Regions from separate parts of the Homo sapiens genome. Here region 1 is linked to region 2. Evidence: read pairs that join two places in POLR2A ChIA-PET (ENCODE). Cell type or tissue: A673. All regions are shown on one strand. Each heading gives the region's core, and the rest is flanking DNA. Links, peaks and the distances in the headings are about the cores only. Region 1 has its middle 64 kb from the start of RBFOX2. Region 2 has its middle 5.9 kb from the start of HMOX1.

Evidence for each region. ChIA-PET counts read pairs that join two places held together with the same protein. Peaks named below come from ENCODE experiments on the same cell type or tissue, not always from the same donor. Only the 100,000 strongest peaks of a DNase experiment are listed, where the experiment ranks them.
Region 1: POLR2A ChIA-PET joins it to region 2 with 8 read pairs; 2 of 35 experiments call an interaction of 5 or more read pairs at or near these places.

The regions. Positions count from the first base shown.
Region 1 is chr22:36,090,647-36,095,040 of GRCh38, reverse strand. No RefSeq gene overlaps it. Among named protein-coding and RNA genes, the nearest start is that of RBFOX2, 64 kb to the right of the region's middle. In A673, for the core only: no CTCF peak of the experiment used is centred there; no DNase peak of the experiment used is centred there.
Region 2 is chr22:35,373,022-35,377,415 of GRCh38, reverse strand. No RefSeq gene overlaps it. Among named protein-coding and RNA genes, the nearest start is that of HMOX1, 5.9 kb to the left of the region's middle. RefSeq lists enhancers at 1-73, 35-582, 1-879. In A673, for the core only: no CTCF peak of the experiment used is centred there; no DNase peak of the experiment used is centred there; H3K27ac peaks cover 761 bases.

The DNA of each region.
Region 1 (4,394 bases), core at 212-4,211, 720 kb before region 2:
GAGTCCCACCCAAACCATGGGGACACAATGTGGGGAAGAAATAGTTCCCCAAAAAAGATCTGGGTTCTGTTTCCGGAAGAAGTGGAAATATGGCTGGGCGCGGTGGCTCACGCCTGTAATCCCAGCACTTTGGGAGGCCGAGGAGGGCAGATCACGAGGTCAGGAGATGGAGACCATCCTGGCTAACACGGTGAAACCCTGTCTCTACTAAAAATACAAAAAATTAGCCAGGCCTGGTGGCAGGAGCCTGTCGTCCCAGCTACTCAGGAGGCTGAGGCAGGAGAATGGCGTGAACCCGGGAGGCAGGGCTTGCAGTGAGCCGAGATCGTGCCACTGCACTCCAGCCTGGGCAACAGAGTGAGACTCCGTCTCAAAATAAATAAATAAATAAATAAATAAAGTGGAAATATATGTTTCTGGATAAGCAATGTCTACTATCTTATCCTTCTACAAAGATGGAGGAATGGATGGATAGAGATAGATACATACTAGAGCTGGATACAGATACAGATAGAGACTTAAATAGAGATAGAATAAGTACATCTATATATACACAAATACGGCTTTATTTTACAAAAATATATTGTTCTGTAACCCACTTTGTTTTCCTTAACAATATATCTACCACATATTGACATATGTCTGACATTCTTGCTGGCCCTTCCTTATCACTAGACACAGATTACCTCATTCTTTTTTTGTATTTTTGTTTTTATTTTGTTTTGCTTTCTGACACAGAGTCTCACTCTTGTTGCCCAGGCTGGAGTGCAAGGGTGCAATCTCAGCTCACTGCAACCTCCACCTCCTGGGTTCAAGCGATTCTCATGCCTCAGCCTCCCAAGTAGCTGGGATTACAGGTGTGCACCACCATGCCCAGCTAATTTTTGTATTTTTAGTAGAAACGGAGTTTCATCATGTTGGCTAGGCTGGCCTCGAACTCCTGACCCAACCACCTTGGCCTCCCAAAGTGCTAGGATTACAGGTGTGAGCCACCGCATCCAGCCATTAAGAATAAATATATAATTATCATATGATCTACCAATTCCACTTCTGGGTATATACCCAAAAGAGCTGAAAGCAGGGACTCAGACAGATATTTGTGCCACAATGTTCATAGCAGCATTGTTCACAATAGCCAGAAGGTGGAAACAAGCCAAATGTCCACTCGCAGATGAATAGATTAAAAAACATGTGGTCTATCCATACAATGGAATATCGTTTAGACTTAAAAAGGAAGTAAATTGGCAGGGCACGGTGGCTCATGCCTGTAATCCCAGCACTTTGGGAGGCCGAGGCTGGTGGATTACCTGAGGTCAGGAGTTCAAGACCAGCCTGGCCAACATGGTGAAACCCTCTCTCTGCAAAAAATACAAAAATTAGCTGGGCGTGGTGGTGCATGCCTGTAATCCCAGCTACTCAGGAGGCTGAGGCAGGCGAATCACTTGAACCTGGGAGGCAGAGGTTGCAGTTAGCCGAGATCACGGCAATTCACTCCAGCCTGGGTGAAAGAGCAAAACTCTGTCTCAAAAAAAAAGAAAAAGGAAGTAAATTCTGGCTGGGCACAGTGGCTCAGGCCTGTAATCCCAGCACTTTGAAAGGCTGACGTGAGGCCGGGCGCGGTGGCTCATGCTTGTAATCCCAGCACTTTGGGAGGCCGAGGCGGGCGGATCACGAGGTCAGGAGATCGAAACCATGGTGAAACCCCGTCTCTACTAAAAATACAAAAAAATTAGCCGAGCGTGGTGGCGGGCGCCTGTAGTCCCAGCTACTCGGAGAGGCTGAGGCAGGAGAATGGCGTGAACCCGGGAGGTGGAGCTTGCAGTGAGCCGAGACTGCGCCACTCACTGCACTCCAGCCTGGGTGACAGAGCAAGACTCTGTCTCAAAAAAAAAAAAAAGAAAGAAAGGCTGACGTGGATGGATCGCTTGAGGTCACGAGTTGGAGACCAGCCTAGCCAACACAGTGAAACCCCCTCTCTACAAAAATTAGCTGGGCGAGGTGGCACATGCCTGTAGTCCTGGCTACTCTGGAGGCTGAGGTGGGAGGATGACTAGTCCCAGCTACTCAGGAGGCTGAGGTGGGAGGATGACTGGAGCCCAGGAGGTCCAGGCTGCAATGAGCAGAGATCGCACTGCCGCACTTCAGTCTGGGTGACAGACAGAGCAACACCCTGTCAAATAAAAAAAAAAAAAAAAAAAAGAAGTAAATTCTTACATATGCTACAATATGGACAAACCCTGAGGACCTTATGTGAAGCTAAATAAGCCAGTCAAAGAGACAAATATTGAAGGGTTCCACTCATATGAGATACTTGGAGTAGTCAAATTCATGGAGACAGAAAGTAGAATAGTGGCCAGCAGGGACTGAGGAGAAGGGGGAATGGGGAGGTATTGTTTAATGGGTACAGAGTTTCTTTTTGGGATCATGATGAAGTTCTGGAAATGCATAGAAATTATGATTGTGCAACATTCTGAATATGCCCAGTGCCGCCACTGTGAATGTGTATGTACAATGGTGTACATTTTCATGGTACACTTTAAAATGGTTAAAACAATAAATTTTGTGTTATATATATTTGGCCACTATTAAAAAAAAAATTAATAGGCTGGTCGTGGTGGCTCACGCCTGTAATCCCAGCACTTTGGGAGGCCGAAGCAGGCGATCGCCTGAGGTCAGGAGTTGGAGACCAGTCTGGCCAACATGGTGAAACCCCGTCTCTACTAAAAATAGAAAAATTATCCCGGCGTTGTGGCGGGTGCCTGTAATCCCAGCTACTCGGGAGGCTGAGGCAGGAGAATCACTTGAACCTGGGAGGCAGAGGTTACAGTGGGCCAAGATCGTGCCACTGCACTCCAGCCTGGGCAACAGAGGGAGACTGTCTAAAAAAAAAAAAATTAAAAAAATTAATTAAAATAAAAAGAGACTGTGACTCTGTCTTGCTGGTGCCGTCTCCCTTGCTCCCACTCGCTCCCTTTGAGAAAGCCAGCTGTATAGTGTGAGCTGCTTTGTGGAAAGGCTCAGATGGCAGGGAACCGAAGCCCTTAGGCCAAAAGCCCTGGAACAACTCAGTCCTGCCACTCGAGTGAGCCTGACAGTGAATCCTGCTCAGATGGATTTTGAGGGGGCTGTGGTCCCAGGCAACCTCATGATTGCTGCCCTGGGAGACACCCTGGGCTGGAGGACCCTGCAATCTGCACCCAGGTTCCTGTCCCACAGAAACTGTGAGATGATCAACGTTTGTTGTTGGTTGTTTTGGGGGCAATTTGTGATGTGTATAGTTTATATTTTTTCTTTTCTTTCTTTTTTTTTTTTTTGAGACAGTCTCACTCTGTTGCCCAGGCTTAAGTGCAGTGGCGTGATCTCAGTTCACTGCAACCTCTGCCTCCTGGGTTTAAGAGTTTCTCCTGCCTCAGCCTCCTAAGTAGCTGGGACTACAGGCGCCCGCCACCACGCCCGGATAATTTTTGTATTTTTAGTAGAGACGGGGTTTCACCATGTTAGCCAGGCTGGTCTCCAACTCCTGACCTCAGGTGATCTGCCCGCCTCGCCCTCCCAAAGTGCTGGGATTATAGGCATGAGCCACTGCGCCCAGCCCTATATTTTTTATTTTCTGTGTCTTATGATGTTTTGGCATCCAGAAACCTTCCTGGCTGGGGAGTGACTGCCTCTCCTGGGGTTAGCCAATTCTTTTTTTTTTTTTTTTTTTTTTTCAAAATAAATTTTTTTAAAATTTATTATTATCATACTTTAAGTTTTAGGGTACATGTGCACAATGTGCAGGTTAGTTACATATGTATACATGTGCCATGCTGGTGCGCTGCACCCACTAACTCGTCATCTAGCATTAGGTTTATCTCCCAGTGCTATCCCTCCCCCCTCCCCCCACCCCACAATAGTCCCCAGAGTGTGATGTTCCCCTTCCTGTGTCCATGTGTTCTCATTGTTCAATTCCCACCTATGAGTGAGAATATGTGGTGTTTGGTTTTTTGTTCTTGCAATAGTTTACTGAGAATGATGATTTCCAATTTTATCCATGTCCCTACAAAGGACATGAACTCGTCATTTTTTATGGCTGCATAGTATTCCATGGTGTGTATGTCCCACATTTTCTTAATCCAGTCTATCATTGTTGGACATTTGGGTTGGTTCCAAGTCTTTGCTATTGTGAATAATGCCGCAATAAACATACGTGTGCATGTGTCTTTATAGCAGCATGATTTATAGTCCTTTGGGTATATACCCAGTAATGGGATGGCTGGGTCAAATGGTATTTCTAGTTCTAGATCCCTGAGGAATCGCCACACTGACTTCCACAATGGTTGAACTAGTTTACAGTCCCACCAACAGTGTAAAAGTGTTCCTATTTCTCCACATCCTCTCCAGCACCTGTTGTT
Region 2 (4,394 bases), core at 329-4,328:
AGATGAGGCAGATGCAGAAGTCAGAGAGATGTGAAGCATAAGAAGGCCTCGGTGGATTGCAACATTAAATCAGGGGCAGATTGAGGTGGACTTCACAGGGTGGGAGCTGGGGGACCCAGCAGGGGAAAGGCACAGACTTAGAAAAGACAAACAAGAGGCTTCTGCCGTTTTCTAGAAGTTTCACTTCCTCCTGCCTACCATTAAAGCTGCCCTTTCACCTCCCACCTAAAGAGAAGCTGAGGAGGCACTGGTGACTCAGCAAAATCTAGCAAAATCCGCCTTCCCTTTGTTTCCGCGAGTCCCCCCTCCCAAACATGACGCAGCAGAAATGCAGCTGCACGAGGGGATGAGGAAATCGCGACTCAGCATTCCCAAGGCGCCTTCAGGAAACAGAAGTGGTTTGGGCAGCAGGGAGGGGGGCGGGTCAGTGACTCGCCAGCCCCTAACAGTGAAAAACAAAGGCGAGGCCCTGGCGTGGGAGGAATCATGGGGAGGCCTCTTGGCCAAGCTGGATGGTGGCTAAGGAGAGTGAGGAGACCTTGCCTGGATATTCTCCTCAAGCAGGGGACGTCCCCAGTAAATAAGGTCACAGACGGTGTCCTGACCACACCCACACCCCACACAGACCCAGAAAGAACATGTGCTCGATTCTGCAGGGCAGGGGCTCCAGTGAGGGTCTACAGCCTAACTGCTGTGTGACAGGCTGGAAAACAGCCTTCTTCAGCAAGGAAGACAAGCCCAAGTTATTTTTTAAAAATCCATAGACTGGGCCAATTGTGGTGGCTCACGCCTGTAATCCTAGCACTCTGGGAGCTGAGGTGGGTGGATCACCTGAGGTCAGGAGTTCAAGACCAGCCTGGCCAACATGGTGAAACCCCATCTCTACTAAAAATACAAAAATTAGCCGGGCGTAGTGGCAGGTGCCCGTAATCCCAGCTACTCGGGGGAGCTGAGGCAGGAGAATCGCTTGAACCCGGGAGGTGGAGGTTGCAGTGAGCTGAGATTGCACCACTGCATTCCAGCCTGGGTGAAAGAGCAAGACTCCATCTCAAAAAAAAAAAAAAGAAAAAGAAAAAAATCCATAGGCTGAAGTGCAAAACACCGAACCCTTCTGATGCCAAAACACCCCATAAATAAGGTTGAAACCCTACCAACAGACTGGAAGGAAGTGTTTGCCACACATATAACAGACAAAAGATGAACATTCCTAATAAAAGAGCTCGCCAAAGCAATACACACACACATACGCATAATGTATATAGAATTATATAAAATTCTAGAAAATTATGCAAGCTAGTCTAATTGGATCACTGGTTACCTAGTTGAAGTGAGGGGATTACCAAGGAGTACTAGGAAACTTGAGAGTGATGAATACACCCTTTATCTTGATTGTGGAGATGCTTTCACAGGTTATAAGTTGTGTCAAAATTCATCAAATTGTATACTTTAAATATGTGCAGTTTATTGTATGCCAATTATATCTTCATGAAGCTGTAAAACAGATTCTACACAGGCTTTCCTGAAGCTCTTCTCCTCACATTATGGACCCCTCCAGGGGCCCCAGTTGCCCCCACCTCCGTCCTGACTGTGAGCTCCTTGAAGTCAGCAAGGGCCATGTCAGATTCACCTTCTTATGCCCTTAGCACAAGCCAGGCTTTCACTACATATTTAATCAACGAGGCTTAGCAAGCAGGGTGAAATTCCCTGCCTAATATCACACAGCTCACCCGGGATTTGAGGCCAAGTGTGTCTGGCTCACTCAGATTCCACAGCATCGCTGCCCTAGGAGCCCCTGGGCCCGAGGCAGCAAAGGGCATAGAATGGCAACATCTTTTCCAAACATCGTGCAGCCTCTATTAGCACGTACCCAGTGACCGAAGACCCACAGCCAGACAAGAAGGCATTCTAGCCTTTGAAGGATGCAGACTACCAGGCCAGTCTTGCCAAAATGGAGCCTGACTATACCTCCCAGATCTGGTATGCCCTGGTTCAACCTGATCAAGGTACCATTAGGATAGTATAGACTAGCTAAAGCAATAAACTCTAGGCAAAAGGACTGCAGTCAAATCCAGGATCCATGACTTCCCATCTGTGTACACTGGAACACCCTAAGCTTTTATTTCCTCATCTGACAAAATGAGGAATAATAACAGCATTGACTCAAGGGGATGTGGTGAGCATGAAATCAGTTTGATGCATGTAAGAAGCTTACAGTGAGGCTTGGCAGAGGAGGCACACGGTAAATGTTAACCGTTATGTTGGTCAGAGAGGCATCCAGCTCCCCTTTCATGATTCAGCCAGAGCCTTTTTCCTATCTAGAAATTTCTGGATGATTCTGCAGTAGGGCGGGGGTCACTAACATCCAACAAACCTTGATTTCAGTCAGGAGTTTTGAATCTCAGGTTCTTCATATTTACCTTTTTTTTTTTTAGATGGAATTTCGCTCTTGTTGCCCAGGCTGGAGTGCAATGGCACTATCTCGGCTCATTGCAACCTCTGCCTCCTGGGTTCAAGCGATTCTCCTCCCTCAGCCTCTGAGTAGTTGGGATTACAGGCATGCACCACCATGCCCAGCTAATTTGTACATTTTTAGTAGAGATAGGGTTTCACCATGTTGGCCAGGCTGGTCTCGAACTCCTGACCTTAGGTGATCCACCTGCCTTGGCCTCCCAAAGTGCTGAGATTACAGGCGTGAGCCACTGCGCTCGGCCTGTATTTACCTTTTCCTCAAAAAGTAAACTTCTCCGAAATAATTTCAAATGTCCAGAAAAGTCGCAAGCATAGTACAGAGAATTTCTATACACCTTCATCCAGATTCACCAGTTGTTAGCATTTTGTCACATTTGCTTTATCGTATTCTCTCTTGATATACTATGCATATATATTTTTGAATATATACAGATATATATATCTCCTCCTGCCTCCATCTCCTGAGTATCTAGGACTATAGGCTCATGCCGCCACACCTGGATAATTTTTTTCATTTTTAGTAGAGATGGGGTCTTGCTATTTTGCCCAGGCTGGACTCCAACTCCTGACGTCAGGGGCAGTCCTTCTGCCTTGGTGTCTCAGAGTGCTGGGATTACAGGTGTGAGCCACCATGCCTATCTACCCCCAAATTATTTAGCATGTATTATATCTGGAGTGCAGTCCCTGACATATGGTTATAAAAATCAGGAAATCTGGCTTCGATATAAATTCATTATATTGTAGAGGAGGCAAAATTTTACCTATACCCTTTTAGAGTTTTCTGCTGGGCCTGAGAATTAAACTGACATGAGACAGATTAGTAGGAGAAAAGCATACACATTTATTTAACGTACATTTACATAACACGTGAGCCGTCCTAAGGAAAAGAAGACTCAAGGAAACAGAGCCAAACACTTACATGCAGATTTGGACACAGAGTAGTAAACTGTGAAAACGTGACAAGGCAAAGTGGCGTGGGTGTGGGTTAGGGTGGTTAACTGGGTAGAGAAGAGACTAGGAAGAGCTGGCTTTAACAAGCTTTGTTTGTACAGATTTATTTTGGCTTCAACTTCCTGCCATGGATGAAAGGAATGCTAATTTTCTCCTCGTATAGAGAAAAGTCTTCCATATGGAATTTCATCTCTTGCTTTCAGGAAGAAAAAAAGAAGGTCAGAGGCTCACTGCAACCTCTGCCTCCCAGGTTCACGCAATTCTCCTACCTCAGCCTCCCTAGTAGCTGGGATTACAGGCATGCGCCACCACGCCCGGATAATTTTGTATTTTTAGTAGAGATGAGGTTTCTCCAAGTTGGTCAGGCTGGTCTCGAACTCCTGACCTCAGGTGGTCTGCCTGCCTTTGCCTCCCAAAGTGCTGGGATGACAGGCCTGAGCGACCATGCCCAACCCACAGCAACCTTTTTGCACCTGATTTTGTTTGTTTGTTTTTAAAGTGCCTTTATCCCAAAATAATCCTTTTTTTTGAGACAGAGTCTCACTCTGTTTCCCAGGCTGGAGTGTAGTGGTCTGCAACCTCAATCTCCTGGGCTCAAGCAATCCTCCTGCCTCAGCCTCCCAAGTAGCTGGGATTATAGACATGCACCACCATGCCTGGCAAATTTTTTATATTTTGTATTTTTTGTAGAGACAAGGTTTCACCACGTTGCCCAAGCTGGTCTGGAACTCCTGAGCTCAAGCAATCCCCCCACAGTGGCCTCCCCAAGTGCTGGGATTACAGGCATGTGCCACCACGCCTGGCCAGCTCAAAATAATCCTTAATCAATGAATGGGGAGTGGTGGCACACACCTGTAATCGCAGCTACTTGGGAGGCTGAGGCACGAGAATCGCTTGAACCTAGGAGGCAGAGGTTGCAGTGAGCCGAGATTGTGCCACTGCACTGCAGCTTGGGTGACAGAGACCCTGTCTCA